3 separate regions of the Mus musculus genome follow, and all the other regions are linked to region 3. Evidence: chromatin loops called from intact Hi-C (ENCODE). Cell type or tissue: heart. All regions are shown on one strand. Each heading gives the region's core, and the rest is flanking DNA. Links, peaks and the distances in the headings are about the cores only.

The links. A loop is a pair of places that touch in the nucleus more often than their neighbours do. Peaks named below come from ENCODE experiments on the same cell type or tissue, not always from the same donor. Only the 100,000 strongest peaks of a DNase experiment are listed, where the experiment ranks them.
Region 1: a loop joins it to region 3, with 2.3 times the contacts of the local background. A loop is called at or near these places in 3 of 42 quality-filtered maps.
Region 2: a loop joins it to region 3, with 2.1 times the contacts of the local background. A loop is called at or near these places in 2 of 42 quality-filtered maps.

What each region holds. Positions count from the first base shown.
Region 1 is chr4:149,344,825-149,352,588 of GRCm38, reverse strand. It overlaps Ube4b (ubiquitination factor E4B), which reads left to right. Exons shown (of 27, transcript NM_022022.3): 18 at 1,004-1,131; 19 at 1,833-1,931; 20 at 4,427-4,662. Among named protein-coding and RNA genes, the nearest start is that of Ube4bos3, 14 kb to the right of the region's middle. In heart, for the core only: a CTCF peak has its summit at 3,436 (motif pointing left); no DNase peak of the experiment used is centred there; H3K27ac peaks cover 1,051 bases.
Region 2 is chr4:149,600,961-149,608,724 of GRCm38, reverse strand. The region is part of intron 1 of Clstn1 (calsyntenin 1); the gene reads right to left. Among named protein-coding and RNA genes, the nearest start is that of Clstn1, 18 kb to the right of the region's middle. In heart, for the core only: a CTCF peak has its summit at 4,029 (motif pointing left); a DNase peak (open chromatin) is centred at 2,404; H3K27me3 peaks cover 1,041 bases.
Region 3 is chr4:149,481,919-149,489,682 of GRCm38, reverse strand. It overlaps Nmnat1 (nicotinamide nucleotide adenylyltransferase 1), which reads left to right and starts at 4,473. Exons shown (of 5, transcript NM_133435.2): 1 at 4,473-4,574. It overlaps Tmem274 (transmembrame protein 274), which reads right to left. Exons shown (of 6, transcript NM_001366402.1): 5 at 7,304-7,370; 6 at 6,344-6,420. The coding sequence ends at 6,344. It overlaps Lzic (leucine zipper and CTNNBIP1 domain containing), which reads right to left and starts at 4,417. Exons shown (of 7, transcript NM_026963.6): 1 at 3,684-4,417; 2 at 2,823-2,931; 3 at 1,492-1,627; 4 at 955-1,053. The coding sequence starts at 2,923. In heart, for the core only: CTCF peaks have their summits at 3,603 and 4,444; a DNase peak (open chromatin) is centred at 4,462; H3K4me3 peaks cover 2,410 bases; H3K27ac peaks cover 1,550 bases.

The sequences.
Region 1 (7,764 bases), core at 1,479-6,478, 140 kb after region 3:
GATCCCCGTCACCTGTGCTCTTAATCACTATGTCTAATGAAGACGATCTGTCCCATAGAACCTACACCTGAATAGCCCTGCGGTAAAAGCAGAGACACACATGTGCATCTTCTGTGCTGTGTTCAGAAGGCAAAGCTGTGTTAGCTGTTCACGGGCTCTTTACTGGGATTATAGCGAAAAGTGTCTCTCTGATTTCCATGACAAGCGAAATTTTCACGTTTTTGTTTGCTAATACTGCAGAGTGCTTTTGAGATATAAAATGGAGCTAGGTGTAGTGGCTCATACCTGTAACCCCAACACTAACCCAGGCCAAGAAGGGAGTGTGGCTGTGGTTTTTAAGGCCACCCTGAGCTACAGAATGAGACCCTGTCTTACCCGAACGTCAGGATGCAGAATGACCGGAGCTCTTCTTTCAGATCTGTAGCCTCCCTTATATTCCATTGTTGTGACTAAGGGGTCTGTAAGAAGCTCAACATCCACTTGCACGATGTGGCTCTGTGTGTCTCCTCTGGCAGGTGGCCCTCTGAGATGTGGCCTCTGTGCCTCTCCTCTGGCAGGCGGCCCTCTGAGATGTGGCCTCTGTGCCTCTCCTCTGGCAGGAGGCCCTCTGAGATGTGGCTCTGTGTGTCTCCTCTGGCAGGCGGCCCTCTGAGATGTTGCAGACAGATATTTTGCTTGAGAGTAGCACAGAACTGTTGATGCTGAAATTCAGATACAACTTGTCTGGCTTTTTCCCACTAATTGTCCAAGTTCCTGAGCGATGATGTCAGTGACTGACCTTCAGCACTGACTGATGGCCTCTCTGCTCAGTGGCTTGCATGGCCTATCTTCCTGTTGTCTTTATTCTGAAAACAGAAAGACCCTGACACAACCACCAGTGTCCCGAGGCTAGGCAGAGCTACCGAACCTAGACTTCTCATCTCCTGGCCCCTCACTGCCTACTCATGCTCAGGGGCCATGGCACTGGACTAATCTTCGGGCCGGGGCCCATCCTCTTCCACAGAAACTGGTACGGTGCAAGGCCTGTGCTGACGCTGGCTTACTTGACGAGAGCTTCCTAAGAAGATGCCTGAATTTTTATGGCCTTCTCATTCAGCTGATGCTGCGCATCCTGGACCCTGCATATCCTGAGTAAGTGTGCTCTTTGCCGTGCCTCGTCTTCACGGTGGCTACCGGGCTATTGTTCTTGAGTCATAACTAAACCTTGAGAATTTTTATAGTTATGCATAAATACATATGAAGCTAGATTAATATTTCCCCATGTGTTTTTTAGTGGCTGTCAGTTTTAAAATTTTGCTATAACATTGGATGGCTAGAAAAGGAAGTTTATAAATTGGAAGCAAAGTGCTAGAGGTGACAGGCTCCTGAGCCTCCTGAGCACCAAGTCTCGGAGAGCCGAGGACACCGACAGTCACTGTTGTTGTTTAAGTCAGGTCTCTTACGTTCTGTGAACCCCCTAGGTCACAGGTATTGGTTAGTTTGGCCTGTGTTCCTAAAAGACTGGAAAAGCTTATATAAAGTATATGCTGGCTTTATCCACCCAGTATGAGTTGCTTGAAATGACCAAATTCGACCTTTGGGTTTCTTTCCCATTTTAACTACTTCCTTAAGTCTGGCAAGAAAAGAAGATGAGGCAAACACTTACAAAACACGCCCAGGCCTTCCTCATCCTTTCTGCACACTGCGGGTCAGTCGTTTGCCTGTGCACTTTTACACATGTGTTACACAGTGAGGGCTGCTCTTTCCACATGGGGCATTTGGAAGTACAACACCCCAGGTAATCAGTGTTCCATGATAGCATTTGTAAATTGTGGGGTTTTTCTCCTCTACAGCGTAACACTGCCTTTGAATTCAGAAGTCCCCAAGGTATTTGCAGCATTGCCTGAGTTTTATGTCGAAGATGTTGCTGAATTTTTATTTTTTATTGTACAGTAAGTACTTCCCGTACTGTATGTTCTTCTGCTTATACACTGTGCCTGGTCCTCTGAGCTGTGTCTTCTTCTGCTTATACATTGTGCGTGGTGCCCTGAGCTGTGTGTTCTGCTGCTTATACACTGTGCCTGGTGCCCTGAGCTGCGTGGTGTTCTGCTTATACACTGTGCCTGGTGCCCTGAGCTGTGTGTTCTGCTGCTTATACACTGTGCCTGGTGCCCTGAGCTGTGTGTTCTTCTGCTTATACACTGTGCCTGGTGCCCTGAGCTGTGTGTTCTTCTGCTTATACACTGTGCCTGGTGCCCTGAGCTGTGTGTTCTGCTGCTTATACACTGTGCCTGGTGCCCTGAGCTGCGTGTTCTGCTGCTTATACACTGTGCCTGGTGCCCTGAGCTGTGTCATGGTTCACATAGCTGCGCTTCAGTCGGAGGTTGTGTGACTCTGTTTACCTGAATGCTGCTCAGAACTTAGAGAAAGAAACCCCCTTCAGCAGCAGCTGATTCCAATTTGATCTCCAAGACAGAGGCAGTGGCAAGTTCTCTGTGAAACCTGAGCAGTGTTTGATAATTGAACAGGCTCTGGAGAAATGCCCCAGGAAATGTCCAAAACCAAAAGTACCCACAGCTGTGTTTGAACCAAAACTGTCTCCATTTGTAAAACTGGAGAAGCTGCGTGTCTGGTACGTGGGGGGAGATAGGCAGTTTGTTTGGATTTTTGTTTCCTAAAATCCTCACTTCAGGGGCTAGAGCCTTCTCTGGCCTCTCAGGGAGACCCCTCAGGTCAGCTGCCCAGCAGGTAAAGGGCCCTGGACTCAATCCCCAGTACTACTGAAAACAAAAATCAAAGCAAAGCCCTTCACTTTTCATTTTGAAACTGTGAGAGGTAATTTCTCATCACCATAACTATATGGGAACTGGTTGGCAGAAGAATGTGTGTGAAATCTGGTTTCAAACGCAAAAGCAGGATAGACCAGAAACAACATCCAAAGTTATACAAAGCAAATTTGTGTTATGTCCTAAAAGCTGCCCCCAGCCGAGCATGGTGGTGACTGACACCTGTAAGCCCAGCACCTGGAAGCTCACACAGGAGCATTGTGAGTTCCAGGCTAGCCTGGTCTACATATCGAGCCGCTCCCTCGATCAGCAAAAGGACAGACAAGCTCTCTCTGTGCAGGCCCAGTCAGTGGTGGTAACGTGGAGGGGTTAGTTTTTGTTTTTTTGAGACAGGGTTTCTCTGTACAGCCCTGGCTGTCCTGGAACTCACTTTGTAGACCAGGCTGGCCTCGAACTCAGAAATCCACCTGCCTCTGCCTCCCAAGTGCTGGGATTAAAGGCGTGCACCACTACCGCCCGGCTTACATTTTAATTTCTTAAAATTTGAACTTTTTTTTTTTTTTTTTTTTTTTAAATTGGGGCAGGTGGCTAGAGAGATGGAGATCAATTCCAGCAATCACGAGGTGGCTCACAACCACATATCCTAGGATCTGATGCCCTCTTCTGGCATGCAGGCAAACATACAGAGAGAGCACTCATTTACAAAGATTGGGTGATATTTGAGACTGGGTTTCTCTGTGTAGCTCTGGCTGTCTTGGAACTCGTCACTCTGTAGATCAGGCTGGCCTCAAACTCCAGAGATTCACCTGCCTCTACCTCCTGAGTTGTGGGATTGAAGGTGTGTGCCACCACTGCCTGGCTAAAAATATTTTAATTACATGTATTTATTCGTGTGCGCATGGGGTCCTTGAATGCTACAGAGGTCCTGCTAACAATTGGGTCCTAGAGATGGAATTCAGGTTGTCCATTCTGAAGCTGGGCATGGTCATGCATTCCCATAATATAAGTATTTGGGAAGTAGAGGCAAATGATAACACGTTCAAAGCCAGCATATAGTGAATTTGAGGACAGTTGAAGCTATTTAAAAGATCCTGTCTTTTAAAATAAATAAAACCCCCACTTTTGGACAGTGAAGATCTTTTTGTGAAGTTTCAGTTATGGCTTTTGCTTACTTTCTAAAACACATTGCAGCCAACACTCAGGTTTGCTTTGAATCTTTGTGGCTCCAGTGTGCACATTGTTGAACCATGTAGAGGCACTCCAGTACTCCCCCTCTGCTGTGTGCCCCAGTATCCCCCTCTGCTGTGTATGTACTCCAGTACCCCCCTCTGCTGTGTATGTACTCCAGTACCCCCCCTCTGCTGTGTACCCCAGTACCCCCCTCTGCTGTGTATGTACCCCAGTACCCCCTCTGCTGTGTATGTACCCCAGTACCCCCCTCTCTGCTGTGTATGTACCCCAGTACCCCCTCTCTGCTGTGTATGTACCCCAGTACCCCCCTCTGCTGTGTATGTACCCCAGTACCCCCTCTCTGCTGTGTATGTACCCCAGTACCCCCCTCTGCTGTGTATGTACCCCAGTACCCCCCTCTGCTGGACCCTGTCTCCTTCCCGGCCTAGCGAGCTCTCCGAGACTCACCATGTGTTTTCTCCTCTTTACAGATACTCTCCTCAGGTGCTTTATGAGCCCTGCACTCAGGACATTGTCATGTTCCTCGTTGTGATGCTGTGCAACCAGAACTACATCCGAAACCCTTACCTAGTGGCCAAGCTGGTGGAGGTCATGTTCATGACCAACCCTTCTGTCCAGCCGAGAACTCAGAAGTTCTTTGAGATGATTGAGAACCATCCTCTCTCTACCAAACTGCTGGTGCCGTCCCTCATGAAGTTCTATACAGGTGGGTTTCAGAGTAGGCCCTGGGGTATGTGGTAATGTACTTGACCCAAGGTTGTTTCAGAGCGAACTTAAATCTAAATCTGTGACCTAGATTCACAAATAGATAAATAAATAATCCTGCCATCAAGGCTTTAACATCTGCTTATGTAAATCACTTCCTAGCCCCAGCTCAGAGCACAGGCTGTCGCATGCCTTCTCTCCCGGCCTCTGAGAGCTCGCACTGGCCACTGCGTGTGCGGCCTTCCGTTGATTTACACTGTTCGTTGTTGTTAGTCCAAGCTGATGTTTTCATCTGAGTTGTTAACCTGGTTCATTTGCTGTTGAGTTTACAGTATCTGATATATAACACCATCCTGTGGCTGCCTTTTCAAAGAGATGGAACAGGAGAGAGTTTGATATATGCATTCTAGGTCATCCTTGACTGCCACAGCAAGTTTGAGGCTACCTTAAGCTTCTGAAAAGAAGAAAAAGGCAACAACAGAAAGTGACTGGGCGGGGCTGGAGAGATGGCTCAACGGTTAAGAGCACTGACTGTTCTTCCAAAGGTCCTGAGTTCAATTCCCAGCAACCACATGGTGGCTCACCTGTAATGGGATCTGATGCTCTCTTTTGGTGTGTCCGATGACAGTGTACTCAAATAAATAAACAAACAAGCCTTTAAAATTAAAAAAAAAAAAAAAATTTAAGAAAGTGGTTGGGCTTCACCCGAGCCAGTGAGCTGAGCATTCTGGGATGCTCTGGGAGTCCTCCCACATTCATCAGCGTATCACATTCACTGAGCTCCTGCCATTTGCTAGGTACTGTCTGCTGTGCTCAGTTACACTTGGAAATGACAGGGTATGGAGAATGAGCTGTCTGGGCAGACTGTATTCCACATTTTGACTGTTTAACAAAATTTGACTTTTGAACTCTCGGGTTAATCTCTCCTCTAACAAAGGCTTCCAGTGGCTAATGGAAGTTCCTGGGATCTGCCCTGCCTTCTCATCCTGTATAGAATCTGGTACTTTCTGGCCATACAGTCAAGTGTCTGGCATTTAGTAGACCTTGCTGAGCTCTGCGGAGAATACAGCCTGTTGCTGTTGACTGGGGTGGCCTGTGTGAGGATTCCCAGTGTTCCCACTGCCTGTTTGGACTCAGGGTCAGCCAACTCTCCCACCTTGTAAGGGGCTCTGGGAATCTGCCTGCCTACTTCCCCTTGGTCACTGTTACTTTGTTACATCCCTCCCTTAGACTCTCCTGTGTCTGAAGTAAGCACTTGCTGACTTGAGTATTTTGATAACATTCTTTCTTTGGAGAAAGTCCAGTGCACTGGCACACCTTTTGGGGAAAAAGGTCATGGTCTCCTAGCCATGTTTCAGGATAAGCTCGGCATATTTAGGTACAAATGCCACCTTGTGTGTATTCAGAACAGGAGCAGTGTACACTGCAGGTTGGAGGCCAGTCAGGAATACTTAGTGAGACCCTGTGTCAAAAACAACAACCCAAAAATTTACTGAACAATCCAAGTAATAGCCACATTCCACAGGAGGTATATATTAATATTAAAAAATAGATTTTTGTTGAATCTAGTTAGTATTCGGTTAGTGGTCTGGACCTGTTACTGTAGCTTCAGAGAGACAGAGGGAGGGAGGGAGGGAGAGGGAGGAGAGAGAGAGGAGAAAGAAAGAACACACACACACTGGCGTGCCTGAGGAGCATGTGGGTGGATATCATCCACCCTTTCTCTCTGTCGTGGAGCACAGTGGCCTCTGGCCTGAGCCCTTCCATGGTCATGGGTAGATGACACCTTTCCTAATAATAGTTGCCACTTGTGGTCACTTGATCCGAATAGCCATGGAAAAGATGGGTACTATAAATACGTCCATTTTCTAAGTGAGGAAACTGGAGCTTAGAAAGGTCAGGATGCTTGCGAAAGGTTAAGGCCTGTGAGTGGCAGGTGCTCAGCAGCTGGACTCTAGCAAGTGTGCCTGGCTGCTCTTCTGGCCTTCACCCTGCTGAAACTTCACAGTCTCCATGGGCCTGCCCAGCACCCCACCAAGATAGGACTTAGAGTTGTATATCCCAAGGTCAACTGCAGCAACCAGCATCTCTCAGGGCATGGCACATAGGAGGTACTTATGCACAATCTTGTTTCAAAAATAAAATTAGACTTCAAAATAAGAGGGTTTTAAATGAGTCCTAACAGTCTTCCTTAAGGAAGAATTCCTTAGGAATTCCTGAGGCTCCGAAGGCTATGGCTACAAGACTTATTTCCAGGCCCCTTCCTCATAACTGGCTGGCTGCACAGAGGCAGGGCAGACTCCACCTCTAACTTAGCAGCGTTTGTGTTGGGCCTACTATGAGAGGACCCCAAGATCCCTCATGGAGGCAGACGTGGAAGAGTTGGGGACAGTAGCTGTCAGAGAAAATGGGCTACTTCACAAAAAGTGGTCTAGGCAGAGCTCTCTGGGATGGATGCAGACATCTGCATCAGTTGATCTCGGCTGAGGAGTGACAGAAAAGGCAGTGAGGTGGACCTGGAAGGTGGCAGCAGGAAGCCTTGTTCATGCTGGACGTGGTGGCACATATCTTTAGTCCCAGTGGTCAGCAGGCTGAGTCAGGGGGATCAAGGGCAGCCTAGTCTACATGGATGTTCCAGGACAGGGTAAGGCTTATGAGATTAGCAAGAGTCAGGTCCCTTTAAGGACTTGGGAATTGGAACCTGAGCAATATGATTTTGAGGGACATTTAGGAGCAAATAAAGCAGAAATGTGGGGAGAGGGGTACTGGTGGGCACTGGATAACTACAGTCTTGGTTAATCTGGACCCCTGAGATCTCTCAAACACTGAACCACCAAACAGACAGCATGATACACCAGCTGATATGAGGCCCCCAACACACACACAGTAGAGGAGTTCCGGGTCTGTGTTCATTCAGAGATGAAGCATCTCAAGAGACTGGAGGCCCCTGGGAGTTTAGAGGTCAGGTGGGATAGGGTGGTGGCATCTACATGGAGACGTGGTGGGATGGGGAGGAGGTGTGGGATATTCGGAGCAGTCAGAGGGTGGATGGGGAGGGGCGGGGAACAGACTATGGAGTGTAAAAATGAATTATAAATAAAAT
Region 2 (7,764 bases), core at 1,479-6,478, 120 kb before region 3:
CTCCAAATACTGGATGGCCCTAGCATCTTCCCTGGTCAAGTCAAGTTGTTTGTGTCCAGGCAGCCATAGTCATAAACTCTCTAAGACAAATTCTAGCCCTGTTTCCTCGAGAGATGACTTGGACCAACCTCACTCAGAACACTGTAGTGAAGCATCAGCTGCTCAACAACTTTAATCCCAGACGAGGAGGAGCGCAGGAGGGCTGAGGAACTCAGAAATCTCTGAGTTCCATGGGAGGCTGGGAGGGGCCAGGTCAAGGTGGTCCTCATGTCACAGGAATGAAGGAGTCACACCCTGAGCTACAGTATCCCTGGGATCAAAACAGGTTCGCTCCTGAGTCCGGAATACCTAGAGAGGGCACATAAGACAGCGTCTGACTCAGATGGGGGTGGGGTGGGGGTGGGGTAGGTGTGGGGTGGGGGTGGGGGTGGGTGGCAGGGTCTCTGAGTCAGGTGGGTGGGGTCCAGTTTCCTCTGAACTCCTGCCTCAGGCGGCGACTGTAGACTAGTCTGAGAGCAGGGGTTTCTGGGAACTAAGGTGTGAGGTGTGACTCGGAGACAGGGCGACTGGAGTTGAGACAGGAATGTGTCTCTCTCAGGTGTCTGTTTCTGGAACTGGCAAATGGGGGACTGGGGGACGGGGGGACGGGACGGGACTGGAAAACTCACTCATTCCTGAAGAGGAGGGCATGGGAGATCAAACCTTAGAAGGCAAAGAGCCACCGTGCTCTGACCACCACAGAGCAGCAGGAAAGAAAGGCTGTCCATTGCCCCGGTGCACTTCCACTGGGCGGCACAGCTCGCGACCTCACCCTGGAGGCTGATCCTGCTGCAGCACTGGCTGGGCCTTCTCTAGGTGGCTGTCACATACTTCCCAATCACTGGTGTCACAGGACGCTCAGGGGCAGAGGCCACCCAGGGAAAACCGCAAGGTTCCTCAGCCAGAGTGGGTGGTCCTTCTCTGAAGTGCCCTCTGAACACTCCCACCTTGGGAGGGACCCAAACCGCAGCAGCTGTGACCACCCGCTCCTTGCTTTGCTTTGGCACAGTCCCCCTGCTCACGATCATCTTGTGGATGAACGCTAAGTCTCCGAGGGGTAGCACAGAATCTCCATGCAGGGCTGCCAAGCGTCTCTTTCTATGCATACCACTCCTGGGTGCTTTAGGGCAGGCCAGGGTTTCCAAATCTCCCAATTGCTTCCTCAGAATCAGCTTATCTGTCCCAGCTTCCCATCTGCATCATGTGCATTCCGGGTGCCCTTGGAGACCAGAGGAGGGCATCGGATCCCCTGGAATTGGAGTTATAGAAAATGGCTGAGCCACCATGTGGGTACCAGAAACCAAACCCAGGTCCCCTGCAAAAGCAGCCAGTGCTCTTAACAGCTGAACCCTCGCTATAGCACCTACATGCAGTTTCCTATAGAATTAAATGCGTAACAGGCGAGGGGCAGATCCCCCCCCCCCCCAGAGTAACCACCTGGGAACAGGTCTGCGCAAGTGCTTATCATCTGGCGGGTGGGAAGGGCTTACAGTGCTGACTATAAACCTAGTTATCCCACAGGACACAAGTCATGACTTCCTTCATTTCCTATTTCAGTGCTATCAGAAAATACAGGCCAGGATTTGACCTTTCCCTCCTCCTTTATCACCGCCACATTTGTCTTGAATTTAAATAGGGCAGGGCACTGTCTCGAGCCCGGTAACTAATAGTCCAGCGGCATTTCCAAGTCCTGTTGTGTTTTTGGTCTCTGACCTTCACGCACAATAGAAAACTTTTATCACACGCGGTTCCAAAAAGGCCACGAGGTACTGAAAACCTGCTGACATTCATTATCGATGCAAAACCCTTACCAGCTGCTTCCCTGAGTGCGACCAAAGGCTGGCTCTGAGCATCTATGAAGCCAGATAGCCTGGTCACCAAATCAGGAGCCTGCTTTTCTTCCCTCTCTCTCCTTTGTTATCTGTGTTCCTATCATACTGACAATGAGACTAGTGGTCTGACAAGCCCTTGTATTATTTATAAATGTAATACTCTTATGATAAACAGAAAATTAAATTTCTCTGTCGTATTCTGCCATGGGGGGGGGTCTCTCAAAAAGCGCATTTATTTTCCTGGAAAGAACAGAACCAATGTAATGGTGAACTAGACCCCAAGGTAAGAGAACATGAAAAAGAAAGGGATTCTCATATAATAACAATGCCTGAGTTATTCTGAGTGTTCTAAGTCCCGGGACTCTAAGCTCCACCATAGCTGCTCTTTAAGGGACCTATGTACGGTGCCCACAAAGACGGATTTGCACAACGAGACGGAGATGGACCATCTGATGGTTGCTGCTGCGGAGCAACCACATCCCCGGCTGAGTCCTGTGCCTCTAGAGACCGAGGAACTGCAGGAGCTGACAGCCAGGATTCACATGGACAAGCTCTCTGGATGCTTCAGGCAACGGCTGGGAGGAAAACTTCAGCTCCAGCTCGCTCAGTGCCAAGCACGGGTCTGGGCCTCACTGCCTCGCTCAGCTGAGATCCTGAACACATGACGAGGCTTCCCGAGAACACGTGACAAGGCTCCCCCCAAACACGTGACAAGGCTCCCTCCCCTCCCCCAACACGTGACGAGCCCCCCCCACCCCACCCCCGTATGCCAGGACTGAGAACAGGAGGACTTACCATGATCAGGAACCCACGGGAACCCAGACCACCCTCCAGCCACCTTTCAAAGCCTCTGTCCTCACTAGGCTCTCTCCAATCCACCTGTTTGTCAAACTGGAGATGACACGAGGCCAGAACGAAAAGATGGGATGTGTGGTGATTAATCAGCAAATTAGAGCGAGGCTCAGGCAGCAAGATGGATGAAATGGAGGAAGAACAAAGGCTCGCACCAGAACAGAGAGAGCATGGTGCCGACAGAAAAGGGTAGCTGGCTACACAGATACTGACAGGTATGGGGACCTTCATCAAACCCTCAGCCTGAAAGGCAGCATCCACACCGTTGGAGGTGCCCAGAAAGAAACCAGGCTGGCTCTGGAAATTTGAGACACAATGTCACCTGAAGAACAGCTGAGAGAATCGAGGCTGCTTGGCTTGGAGACAGGCAAAGCTGACCTGCCCTCAAAGACAAAGCACACGGTTCCCTTGGCTATGGACATCTTTCTGCTGGGGCGGGATGTTTCTCAGGGTCAAGGGACACACTGCTTTGCAGAAGACCTGAGTTCAGTATCCAGCGCTGACTTCAGGTACCTCACAACTGCCTCTAACTTCAGCTCTGTGGGATCCAATGTCATCTATCTTTTGGCCTCCTTTAGCACCCGCTATGTACATGGGATGCATACATACACACACACACACACACACACGCGCGCGCGCGCACACACACACACACACACACACACACACGGACACGGACACACACTAATAAAGATTAACTAAATCTTTCAGCCCTGTCTACAGAGCAAGCTCCAGGACAGCCAAGATTACACAGCAAATAAGACCAACTTAGTAGGTACCCCAAAAGAGAAAGATCCCCTAAAGCAGAGGCTCCCAACCTGTGGGTCGTAACCCCCACAGGGGTTACATATCAGATATTCTGCACATAAGTATTTACATTGTGATTCATAATAGTAGCAAAATTACAGTTATGAGGTAGCAAAATAATTCTGCCCTTGGGAGGCACACCATGAGGAACTGTAATAAAGGGTAAGAGTCAGGAAGGCTTAGAACCACTGCCCTAAAACAAAGATATAAAAGTAGTTAGGAATCAAAACAAAAATTGGAGCTACATCAGCAACATCAATAGAATAATCGACAAAAATCAAAGTTGGTTCTCTGAAAAAGATGAAACAAACAAAAAAAAGACAAACTTCTAGACGGCTAAGAAAAAGGAGATTCCTGGAAATGGGACTGGAGAGATGGCTCAGCAGTTAAGAGCACTGGCTGCTCATACAGAGGACCCAGGTTCCATTCCCAGCACCTACATGGCTGCTCACAGTCTTCAGTCATTCCAGTTCCAGAGGATCCAGCGCCCTCTTCTGGCCTCCAAGGGCACTGCATACATGTGGTGCACAGACATACATGCAGGCAAAACACAAAATAAATATATGAAAAACTAATAATAAAAATAAAACTAGAGGGCTGGAGAGATGGCTCAGCAGATAAGAGCACTGACTGCTCTTCCGAAGGTTCTGAGTTCAAATCCCAGCAATCACATGGTGGCTCACAACCATCTGTAATGAGATCTACTGCCGTCTTCTGGGGTGTCTAAAGACAGCTACAGTGTATGCACATATAATTAATAAATAACTCTTTAAGAATAAATAAAACTAGAAACATTTTTAAAAGGATGAAGAATTTATAGACATTAGAATAAAGGAATAATACAAACAATTTGATTAACTAAAAGAAACGGATCAACTCCTTGGAAGGCAAAGTCTGCCAAAACTTAAAGAAGGAATACACAAACCAAACAGATATAAAGAAGAAAATTCCAGTGGATTTTTTTTTCCATATCAATAAGCTGTTAAAACCCACAATTCTGCTGTATAAAAACACTGTGTGGAGAGATGCCTCAGCAGATAAGAGCACTGGCTGCTCTTCCAGAGGTTCTGAGTTCAACTCCCAGCATCCACATGGTGGCTCACAACCATCTGTAATGGAATCTGACGCCCTCTTCTGGCATGCAGGTGTATATGCAGATCACATACATAAAGTAAATACTTAAAAAAAAAAGACAGGAAGACAAGCCACAGGCCAGTAAGGCACATTACATTACAGAAGGTGTCTTGCATAAAGGATTGTCATGTCACCCACAATACATAAAGGACTCATATGCCTCAATAAAGAGCCAGGTGAAGCCAGGCATAGTGGTGCACATATTTAATCCCAGAGTTTAGGAGGCAGAGGCAGGAGGATATCTGTGAGTGCGAGGCCAGCCTGGTCTACATGGTAAGTTCTAAGACAGCCAGGGGTACACAGTGAGAACCTGTTGACAGATGGGTGGATGGGGAGAGGGAGAGGGAGAGGGAGAGGGAGAGGGAGAGGGAGAGGGAGAGGGAGAGGGAGAGGGAGAGGGAGAGGGAGAGGGAGAGGGAGAGGGAGAGAAAAAGCCAGACACACCTGTAGCCAGAGCTCCTCAAAAGACTTAGGCATGAGGATCACTGAGGTCAGCCTGGGCAACAAACTACAAGTTCTCACCTCAAAAGAGGGTAAGGGCAGGAGCCCAAGGGCAAGAAGATAACTCTGTGAGCACATGAATGATCTCTTTATTTTTGTTATTATTATTACTTTTATTTCATGTGCATTGGTGTCTTGCATGCATGTATGTCCGTGCGAGGGTGTGAGTTACAGTTTTAAGCTGCCATGTGGTTGCCGGGAATTGAACCCAGGTCCTCTGGAAGAGCAGCCAGTGCTCTTAACCACTGGGCCATCTGTCCAGCCCCTAAGATAAACAATCTTAACATAGGCAAAAGACAGACAGAATCCTCTACAGACGATAAGATGAGTCAATGTGTGACTAGATGTTCCCCATACACGCTGTCGGCCTGAACAGTGAGAGTCCACTAACCAGGCCAGCAGTCATAGAAAGGCAAATGCTGGGGAGGGTACAAACAGGGACTCTCAATCACACTGCTGTGGAGGCAAAATGCTACCCCGAAGACACCGGCAGCTTCAGATGAGAGACACCCTTACTCACTGTCCTTGGTCCTTACCCACTGTCCTTGGTCCTTACCCTTGTAAATTAAAGATTTATGTCCTCATAAACACCTGGGCTGGCAGGGAAACACACTTGCCACCAAAACTGGAAACCCAAGTTCAATCCCTAGAGATCCACACAATGCAGAGTGAGACCCAACCTCTTCAAGTTGTCCTCTGACCTCTGCATTTGTGGCATGGCACACATGAGCACACATGCGCACGCGCACACACACACACACACACACACACACACACAAGTGAATGTAGTAAAAAAAGAAAAAGTCAATTGTCCACATTACATTGTATAAATTTTGTCTCAATTTTAAAAAGGAGGTGCAGGCAATTTACATGGAATTAATAAAACAATATATACACTTATTCTAATGCCCAAAACACTCCACAAGGTTCATTCACTCTCCCACAACCCTAGGTAGCTACTGTCACTACGCTCATTTCAGAGATTTAAAAAAAAAAAATCTAGGTCACAGAGAAGTTAAATAACCCGTGCAAGAGCTCACAGTAGGGAATGGCCACACCCAAACTCACCCCATGGGATGCTCAGGCAGAATGCAGCTGACGCTAAGGGGGAGGGCTCCCCTGGAGGCAGGTGAGCGAGCTGGGCTCACACTGAAGATACCACACACTTAGCAAAGCCACAGCAGATCCTCTAGGCACTCGCCCACGCTGCAGCCACGGGTGAGGGAGCACAGTCCAAGTTTTTGAGCTGTTTACACATGTAAATGCTGCAGAGGTTAACAAATACAATGGGCTAATTATACAAAATACTTGGGGGGTGTGCTGAGGATGGAACCCAGGCCCTTGCTCTACACTGCACTCGAACTTTTTGCTTAAGACTTTTTAAAATTTTACATACATGAATTTACCTGCACCACATACATGCAAGAGCCAGGAGACCAGAGGGAGTCGGATCTCCTGAAACTGGAGTTACAGGCGGGTGGTTGTGAGCCACCACGTAGGTGCTGGGAACGGAACCCAGGTCTACAGCCAGGGCAGTTGGTGCTCCTAACCTCTGAGTCATCTCCCCACTATTCAATCTTACCTGCTAGTCCTGAGCTATAAAAGCCAGTGACAGAGGTACAGCCCCGGTTACTTTCCCTTTGGTAAAATGTGTAAGCAATGTGACTTCTGAAGTCCCTTTACTTCTAGAATCCCAGCTTCGAAATTCAGAAGCTGAGGGGCTTTTTTGTTTTTTTGTTTTTATTGCTGTTGTTTTTAGGATAAATTAGTAGATTTTTTTTTCTTTTATAGCTTAAGGGTTTTAAGTACCTAACATCCTAATGCAATACAATTCCAGGCTCTAGACTCTAGAGCCTGTTTAAGTGGACAGGCAGGCTGCCAACTTTACAAGTAAAGGCGCTCTCTCTCTCTCTCTCTCTCTCTCACACACACACACACACACACACACACACACACACACACGAGGGCAGAGGGGACTGGGGCAGATGGGGCAGAGCACCGTCAGGGGAGCCAGATGTAAGGAATGTTGTCTAAGCAAAACCAAGTCACTGGCCTTATCAAGGATAACACCAAAGCACAAGCCCTGGGGTCAGCAGTTCACAGCCTTTCCCACGGGCACTGGGCAGGTCCCGAGGGTGGAACTGTCCCCGGGTAAAGCCTGATGCCGGAGAAATCCCAACAGTTTCCTCAGGAACATGAAGCAGACAGCAAACACAGGCTTCATTCACCACAGCTTAATAAAAGGCAGGCACTTTACAAGGTCAGCACTACATCACGGGCTTGCAAGGGCTGTCTTGGGAGGGTACACAAAGGTGATAATTTGTTGTTATTGTTAACAACTGAAGTTCAAAAGAGAAGGCCAACTTGGTGGTATTTGCAGAGCATATGTGAGGTTTGAACCCCAGTATCAACCACCTCCCAAGAAAACTCAGAAGTGTGCTGGAGAGGTGGCTCAGTGATTAAGAGCACTGGCTGCTCTTGCAGAGGACCAGGCTTGGTTCCCAGGAGCCACAGGATGGTTACAAATTCCTGTAACTCCAGTTCCAGAGGGCCCTCCAACATCCCCTTCTGGCATACATAGGCACTACATGTGTGTGCT
Region 3 (7,764 bases), core at 1,404-6,403:
CGGTGGTAAAACCACAGGCACGTGCCACCTTGATGGGCACTTCACCAGCTGAGTCCCCCCTCTACTCGCCTCCACTCCCTAATGGCATGTTCCTACTTCTCTACTGAATTACCTGTAGGTGGAAACTACCTGATAAGCCATAATTATATTCAAACCCATAAACAGACTTCTGGAAGTAACAGGCTTATAAAGATGCTTGATAGGAAATCAAAAGAGAAAGAAAGGGGGAGAAGGAGAAAAAGAAAAGAGGAAGAAGAGGAAGAGGAGGAAAAAGAAAAACAGAGGGCAGTGGGTTTAATCCTAGCACTCAGGAGTGAGAGACAGTGGATCTCTGTGAGTTCAAGGGCACACAGAGAAACCCTGTTTCAAAAAACAAAACAGAACAACAACAGAAAAAGCTGCTTGAGAGGCCGGAGACACGACTCAGTGGCCGAGAACTGTGTACTGCTCGTTCAGAGAACCCAAGTTCAATTCCCAGAACCCACACTGGGCAGCTAAGAATCGGCTCTGGGGCTGGCTCCAGGGTATCTGATGCCTTAGGCCTCTGAGAGCACCCGCACATATGAGTACACACATCATTTAAAATAATACAAGTAAATCTGAGAGGAAAAGAAGAGAAAAGAAAATGTTGGCAGTGTACACACAGAAGCAGTGCTGACTCCAATCCCAACAGAATCTCAAGTTAGAGCCCCACACGTTAAGGACAAAATACTAAAGAAGTGGTTGGAAGTAATTTGAATACCCACCCAGTGGTTAAACATCCATTTATGATTAATTATAATTGTCCCAGGTAGCAACTGTTGACAATTGAGTGTGGCTCTAATACCACACTTGGTATTTTGAAACAGGGTTTCTCTGTGTGCCCAGGATTTAAAGAGCAGGCAAGTACAAGAAGTGAATTCACGGGCTTGGAGAAAAACACACACAGCAACCGCACCGTGTAAAGAGCTTTACCTCGGCTAGCCTTGTCCGAAGTTGGCCTGGTTGTTTCTTCGCAAACAATCTGATGACTTCAGGAGTTTTAAAGGCCTGGCTGATGGCTGCCTGGATGGCCTAGAAATGCAGGAATGCAAAGACTTACCACAATATCCCACACAATTAGATCTGCAACATCTGACTGACAGCTCTCACGTAAGGGTTTTGGCACCTGAAATCCGTTATTTGTCATCTCTGAGCATGTTACTGGAGCCGAGCAGACACAAAATCAAGAAGCTATCAGGTAAACACACCACTCTTCTTCCTTTCTTTAGTTTTATTTTTTTAATTTAATTTTTTGTTTTGAGGTGTTAGGGATAGAATCTAGTGTCTTGTCCATGCTAAGCAAGTACACTACCACAGAGCTACATCCTCACCTTCAAAGTATGCCTTTTCTATCTGAAATATACCCACAAAACAAAAACAAATTACACACCCACTCACACCCCACACAGGCTCGTACACACACAGACACACACACACACACACACTCACTCACCAGGGAATTCCTCTTACCAGTTGCATCCCACTGAGTTCATCTACCAAAGTCATATTTCCTGACATAATCTTCTTCAGCGAATCGTTGAACTCACTCAGCTGCTCCAAAGTTTCCTTTTTAGTTTCTTCATATTCATCCGCATCGAGCTCCTCCCTAAGTCACAGCTCACGTCAGAATGCAGAAATGTACACCACAAGTTTCAAAGCATGACAATCTTAGCAGCTGTTCTAGAGCAAGCTGGAGGGAAACACCAATCGCTTGCGGTGCACATGTCCCCCGAGTTACACTTCTGGCATTTCCGCTGCCTTTCAGTGAGGTTAAACTCAGGATGAGAGTGCCATCTCCCCTCGCCCCGGTCAACTTTTACTGATTTGAGTCACACTTCAAGCACATGGTGACTTCTCTTATGCATCAACGGCACAGCCTAGGGCGACCAAGTACAGAAAGCCAAACCTCAGCTTACCTATTCAACTCCAGAGAATGATAGTACAGTGCTACTACGATTCTTATGGAGACTAAACAAAATAAAGTGCCTGGCATCTAGTTATAGCTAAACAGTTTCTATTAGCATCAGACTCTTCAGTGGTAGGAAGCACCTTGTGTACCCTGCAAACAACAACAACACATCTGTCATCTGAGTAAAAGGTTATTTTTATTCTCCAGGCAAGCCGCTTATTAAATATTTACTACAAGTAACAGCAGCTCCGCTCAGAGAACTACCATTTATGGAGTGCTCAATTGGGCCAAGCACTGTTTTGCCTCCTTCGTTTTAACATTTGTAACATCCTTACAAGGCTATTAACAGCTACGATTATTAGTATGCTTGTTTTCTTCTGCTTTATTGAAACAGTGACTCATGTAGCAGGCTGGCCTGGAGCTCTCCACGAAGTGAAGCACGCGCTCCTACCCGCATGCATCTGCCTCACTGCTGGGATTACAGGAGAGCAGCACCTCCCTTCCCGTCCCTCTTCTTCTTCTTCTTCTTCTTCGATGCTGGGCATTGGGCTCAGAGCCTCTAGCTGTTAGGCACCCACTCATCCACAGAGCCTTACCCCCGTCCCCAGCCTAATCATAGTATTTTTAGCAATTAGTTCATACTAGGCAAAGCTGTTTAAAATACTAAAGACAAAGGAAACATTATTTCCAGGAGCTTAAGTATTTTAAGTCTTCCATAGCTGAGGCTTTATGACTACAGAGCTTGACAAGTTTGCTTCTACAAACCAAGTGCTGTAAAATACTACAGAAGAGACCAAAGTCACACGCGGGCTTCAGGCTTGCATCCACGGAGCCTGACCTCTCTTCGTACAAACAAGTGTTTACGGAGTGAGAACATATAGTTATAACTTACCTGCATTCCTCCAGGTCTTGTAACTGCTGCATCAGTCTATCCAACTGCTCTTCTAAATTCTGCTTTAGTTTGCTTGTCTCTGTCTTTCCTCTGGAAGCCATTTTAATCACTGTAAGAACAATAAGCCCACATGAGTACACTGTATTTGGTTACTTGGGAAGATTCAACATATTGGTGCAATTCAAAATTAAGAAAATCTAAAATGCTGGGTGGCAGATTTCTGAGTTCGAGGCCAGCCTGGTCTACAGAGTGAGTTCCAGGACAGCCAGAACTACGCAGAGAAACCCTGTCTAGAACCACGCCCCCCAAAAAAAGAAAAAGAAAAAAGTAAATTATGAAAATGTAAAATGAAAAGAACATATTTTTTCTAAGATTACAGGTATGTGCTAACATGCCCAGACTTGTTTTTCTTCCCCCAGAACAGGGGATTGAATCCAGGCGCTCATTCCTGCTAAGCAAGGACTCTACCATTAAGATAAATCCCCTGCACAGTAAGTTATTACTGTTTAACACAAAAATTTATCTCTTCTTGGGGGAAATGGAGGAACCAGAATGCTACATATACGCTACGCCAGACTGCACTCCCAAGCTGCAATACAGTCTCAAAAGGCAAAGTTATTCTGAATAAATTTAAGGAAAAATAAAGGCTTGTACAACAAACAAACAAAAAAAAAAAAAACAAAAACAAAAAAAAAAAAACAAAGCAACAACAAAAAAACTTTAACCACACTACAGATTTAGACCAGAAAGATTTGACTCACTGGCACCACCTAGTATTGAATAAAAGTGATGCGTTTCCTTTGAGACTGCCGAAATGGCCAACACTGTCATCTGGAGTGGAATATATTCATTCACGCTCACCGGGGTTCCAGTATCCTGTCCCGTGCACGGTGCTCAAAACTCGCCAACTGTCGGAGCTCTGAGTGTCATCAATTTGAGGAAAGCGAAGTTGTCATAAAGTTTACCGGAGGCTCAAACTTCAAACCTCCTGGGGTGGAGCTGGCTAGAACAAGGTAAAACTGTTAAGAGTTTTATTTGCTGTGTCTGAACTTGGCCTACAGCTGTCCAGATCACTTCCCGCTAAGCAGACTGTAACTGAAATACGTTCTCCATTCCTAGGAAGACGCGGGAGAGGCCACTGAATCCCTGGGCTGTGCCTCCCGTAGCTTTTGCCGAGTCTCCTCTGGGTGAGGCCACAGCACTCGGGACTCGGCTTGAGGAAAACTGTCCAACTCAGACGCACGAGAAGGCAAGGGCAGAAAGCACACCTTCTCAGGGACGGAGGTGAGCAAAGCCCGGGCCCGGGACCACCGGAGCAAAAATAAGGCAGAGCCGGACCGCACGCTCGGATGCCGGCCTCCTCCCCGCGGACAGACGAACTCCAAGCTCCCGCCGAGGTGTGCAGGTCCCGCCAAGGCCGGGCTCCAGCAGGCCCGGTGGTCACCTGAGGAGGCGGGGAGTCCTACGCCTGCGAAACGCTTCTCCGTCCTCCCTGATCGGAAAACAGGACAACCTCCTTCGCCCTCCCGATCCCCGCCTGCCGCCCGCTAGCGGATCCCAGGGTTTGGAACCAGGGGCCCCGCCTACCTGACTCCCCGGCCTGGCGGACCGCATGGAGCGAGCACTTCCGCTGGATTCGCGCACTTCCGGCTGTGTGGGGCCAATGAGAGCAAGGCGGCGGTGTTCCCTGCGCTGGCGTCCGGGCCGAGGTTGTCTCCTGGAGGACTAGGGCCGTTTGGCCTTCAAGGCCTGGTAAGCAACCCACCGAGGTCCTAGGAGACGAGCCTGTGCGAGCGTTAGCCCGGTGACCCGTACTTTGCCAAGCAAGGGACAATGCACAATGGCTGGGCCTTTAGAGACTTTTGTAACGGTCCCTGGGGCCAGCTCTTCATAGTCAACTCTTGCCCTTTAGTTCTTGGAACCAAAAAGTTGGTAACTTTCCTGTGACCTTGGTGCAGGTCAGTTCCCCCACTTGGGGTGGCCTGGATTCTTCCTCTCTAGAGATTTCTTGAGAGCAGACGCCCATGAACTTAGAGGGATGTGGGTGAGAGGCAATGGGGGAAAGCCAGTGCTGAGAAGGACATTCCCTTTTAGTCGTTTCCAAATCTGGGAAAGAGCAAGCCCACACAGCCTTTGAGAACCAGTTAAATTGCTGCTGAGTGGACTGTAAACTGTTACCAGGGAGCTGAGTGGAGAAAGGGCTATGCCAGCCCTTTGGGACCCAGATCCTGAGTCCCAAATGTCGGATATTGAGCTACACTGTTGGATTCTGGGTTTGCTTAATTGTGATTATTCCTATTCTCTGGTTCTGCCCTTTTGGGATTAGAAAGTATGAAACTTATTTTGATTTTACAGGAGCTCATGATTAAAAGACTTGGACTTTTAAAGAGACTCGGAACTTTAAAAGTTTTGAAATTTTGAAAGACTGAGAATTTTGAAAGTTGGTCTATGCTTTTGTTTTATAATGTTAACAGGGACTTTGGAGACAAGAAATCGAAAGGTTATAGCTTACAGTGATGCCTTTGTGAAGTTGAAGGGGGGGGGGTGTTAGAAGTTCATAGTTAAGCCGGGCGTGGTGGCGCAGGCCTTTGATCCCAGCACTCGGGAGGCAGAGGCAGGTGGATTTCTGAGTTCGAGGCCACCCTGATGTACTGGGCTGTATAAGAAAGCCAGCTTCCTAGGTGCTGGGCATTGGCACTAAAGAGGCAGAGATGGAATGATATCTCTGAGTTCAGGGCCAGTCTGGTCTACAGACTGAGTTTAAGCCAGGAGGCAGCAGCATTCATTCCTCAGTAGTGTCTGCTTCAGGTTCCTCCTAGAGCCCGTGCCCCAATTCTTTCAGTGATGGACTGACCTGGAAGTATAAGGCAAAAGAACCCTTCCTCCCCAAGTTGCTTTTGGTCAGAGTGTTTTGTCACAGCAGCAGAGTGAGGCTCAGACACTGGCTATATGTTCTACAAAATAATTGGCTGTAGTAATATGAAAGATTGTTGTAACCCATAAAGAGATTCTCTTTATCCAAAAGTTCCCACAACGTAAAGAATGTATAGATTGATCTTGGTGAGATCTTAGGTCTGCACGACTGTTTTCCTGTGAAGCTTCACTTTGCTGAGATGAGCGATTTCTTTTGACAATGTCCACTTCTGCCGGTGTCATCGGCTCAGATTCTAATGTCCCTATTTTATAAGATCCGAGGTTTATAGGAAGTCATTGTAGCAATCTTGAGAGTATTGTGTAGACACTCACTCCTCCTTCGTATGAAGGTGTTTTTAATGGCGATCCTGTGGTATCAGTTGACCAATCGTTTCCCGCTTCTTCAGCACTCATTAAGCAACTTCTATGATGGCTAGTCTTGGCATGCTTTTTGCGTGGTTATGATGTGCAGCAGACATTTTATGTAGAAATGGCAGCTAGGTCATCTTGTGAGATGCTTGACGGTACACAGTGGTAATGCTGGGGCGGACTCAGTCAGCCCAGGTGTGTAAATGAGGCAGGAAACCAGCAGGACCTATGGGCTAGCTTCAGACTGTTGGCTTAGCATCTGGTCTTGGGCAGGTCACTTTGGACAGCCAGATGAGCCCCATGCCAGAAAAAAGCACTGCAGGACAGAGCACAGTGTCTAATAAGGTGGAGCAGGACTCAGGTGAGAAGGATGCTTTTAAAAACGTATTCCTTCAAAAGTTCATACACAAGGGGATGGCATATATAAATGTTTGTTGATCGTGTTCCCGCAGTACTGCCTTACCCCCTCTCCCACCTCAAAACCTTTCTTCCCCAACACATCCCACCCAACTTCCATGACTTTTTTTTGTTTTGTTTTCTTTGTGGCCTAGAGGCTTTAATTAATGTTGCCTGCATAAATGGGGGGTGAGGAGGTGTGTGAGCAAGGCGCCTTACCAGTGCCTACAACCAAAGAAAAATCTGACTCCCTCTCCAGCTACCATTAACTGCCAATAGTGTGCACCCTGGGGAGGGAAGGGGTGAGGCCTTATGAGCCCCCTCCTCTGGCCATGATGACGGGATGTTAAGAGGCCCAGTCCTGTGCAGATCCAATGCAGCTAACTAAAGCTGCTGTGGAAGATCTAACTTTGAGACAGGGTTTCTCTATTACATAGTTCCTAGAACTCATTAGGTAGACCAGGCTAGCCTCCGACTCACAGAAAACCACCTGTCTCCATCTCTGCCTCTACCTCCTCTGGAGTGTCTGGGACTGCCAACCTGTGTGTCACCACCTGGGCATAGGGTGGTGCTGGTGGCTGAGCCCCGGACCTCAGCTGTGCTGGCTGGCACTCTTCCCAACTGAGCTGCGTCCCAGGAAGTTTCTTTACATCCCATCCAAAGCCTCCCTTTCCTGTCTTTAACACTCTGTCTCTGTGAGTTCTGCAGTAAGAGGAGCTGGGGCCTCTGAGCTCACACAGTGTCTTCCCTTGAGGGGTCTGCAAGGGGGTCTGGATAGGGGCTTGGGAGGTGTTTTGACTCACCCGTGGATACCAGGCTGCCCACTGACAGCACCACAGATAGGTAGTAAAGTTCAGGGGTGGTTTTCTCCTGTATGAGAAACAAAACACCATCAGAAATATCTCTGTTCTTTAGCCAGTGGGGTTTGGTTTAGGTTTGGTTTGGTTGTGTTGTTTCAACAAGGGTCTCGCTGTGCTGCCCTGGCTGTCCTGGAACTCACTAAGACCAGGCTGGACTCAAAACTCATAGAGATCCACCTGCCTCTGCCTACCAAGTGCTGGGCTTAAAGGGGTACACTACATTTAGCTTTGTTTGGGTTGTGACATAGTGTTTCTGTGTAGCCCAGGCTTCCCTAGTTCTTGCAATCCTGCTGCCTCTGCTTCTCAAGCCCCACAGTCACAGGCACGTGTGCTACATGTGTCTTGTGACATTTACTGTCTTTAATATTATTAAAATGTTCTTAGGGCCAGTGAGATGGCTTAGT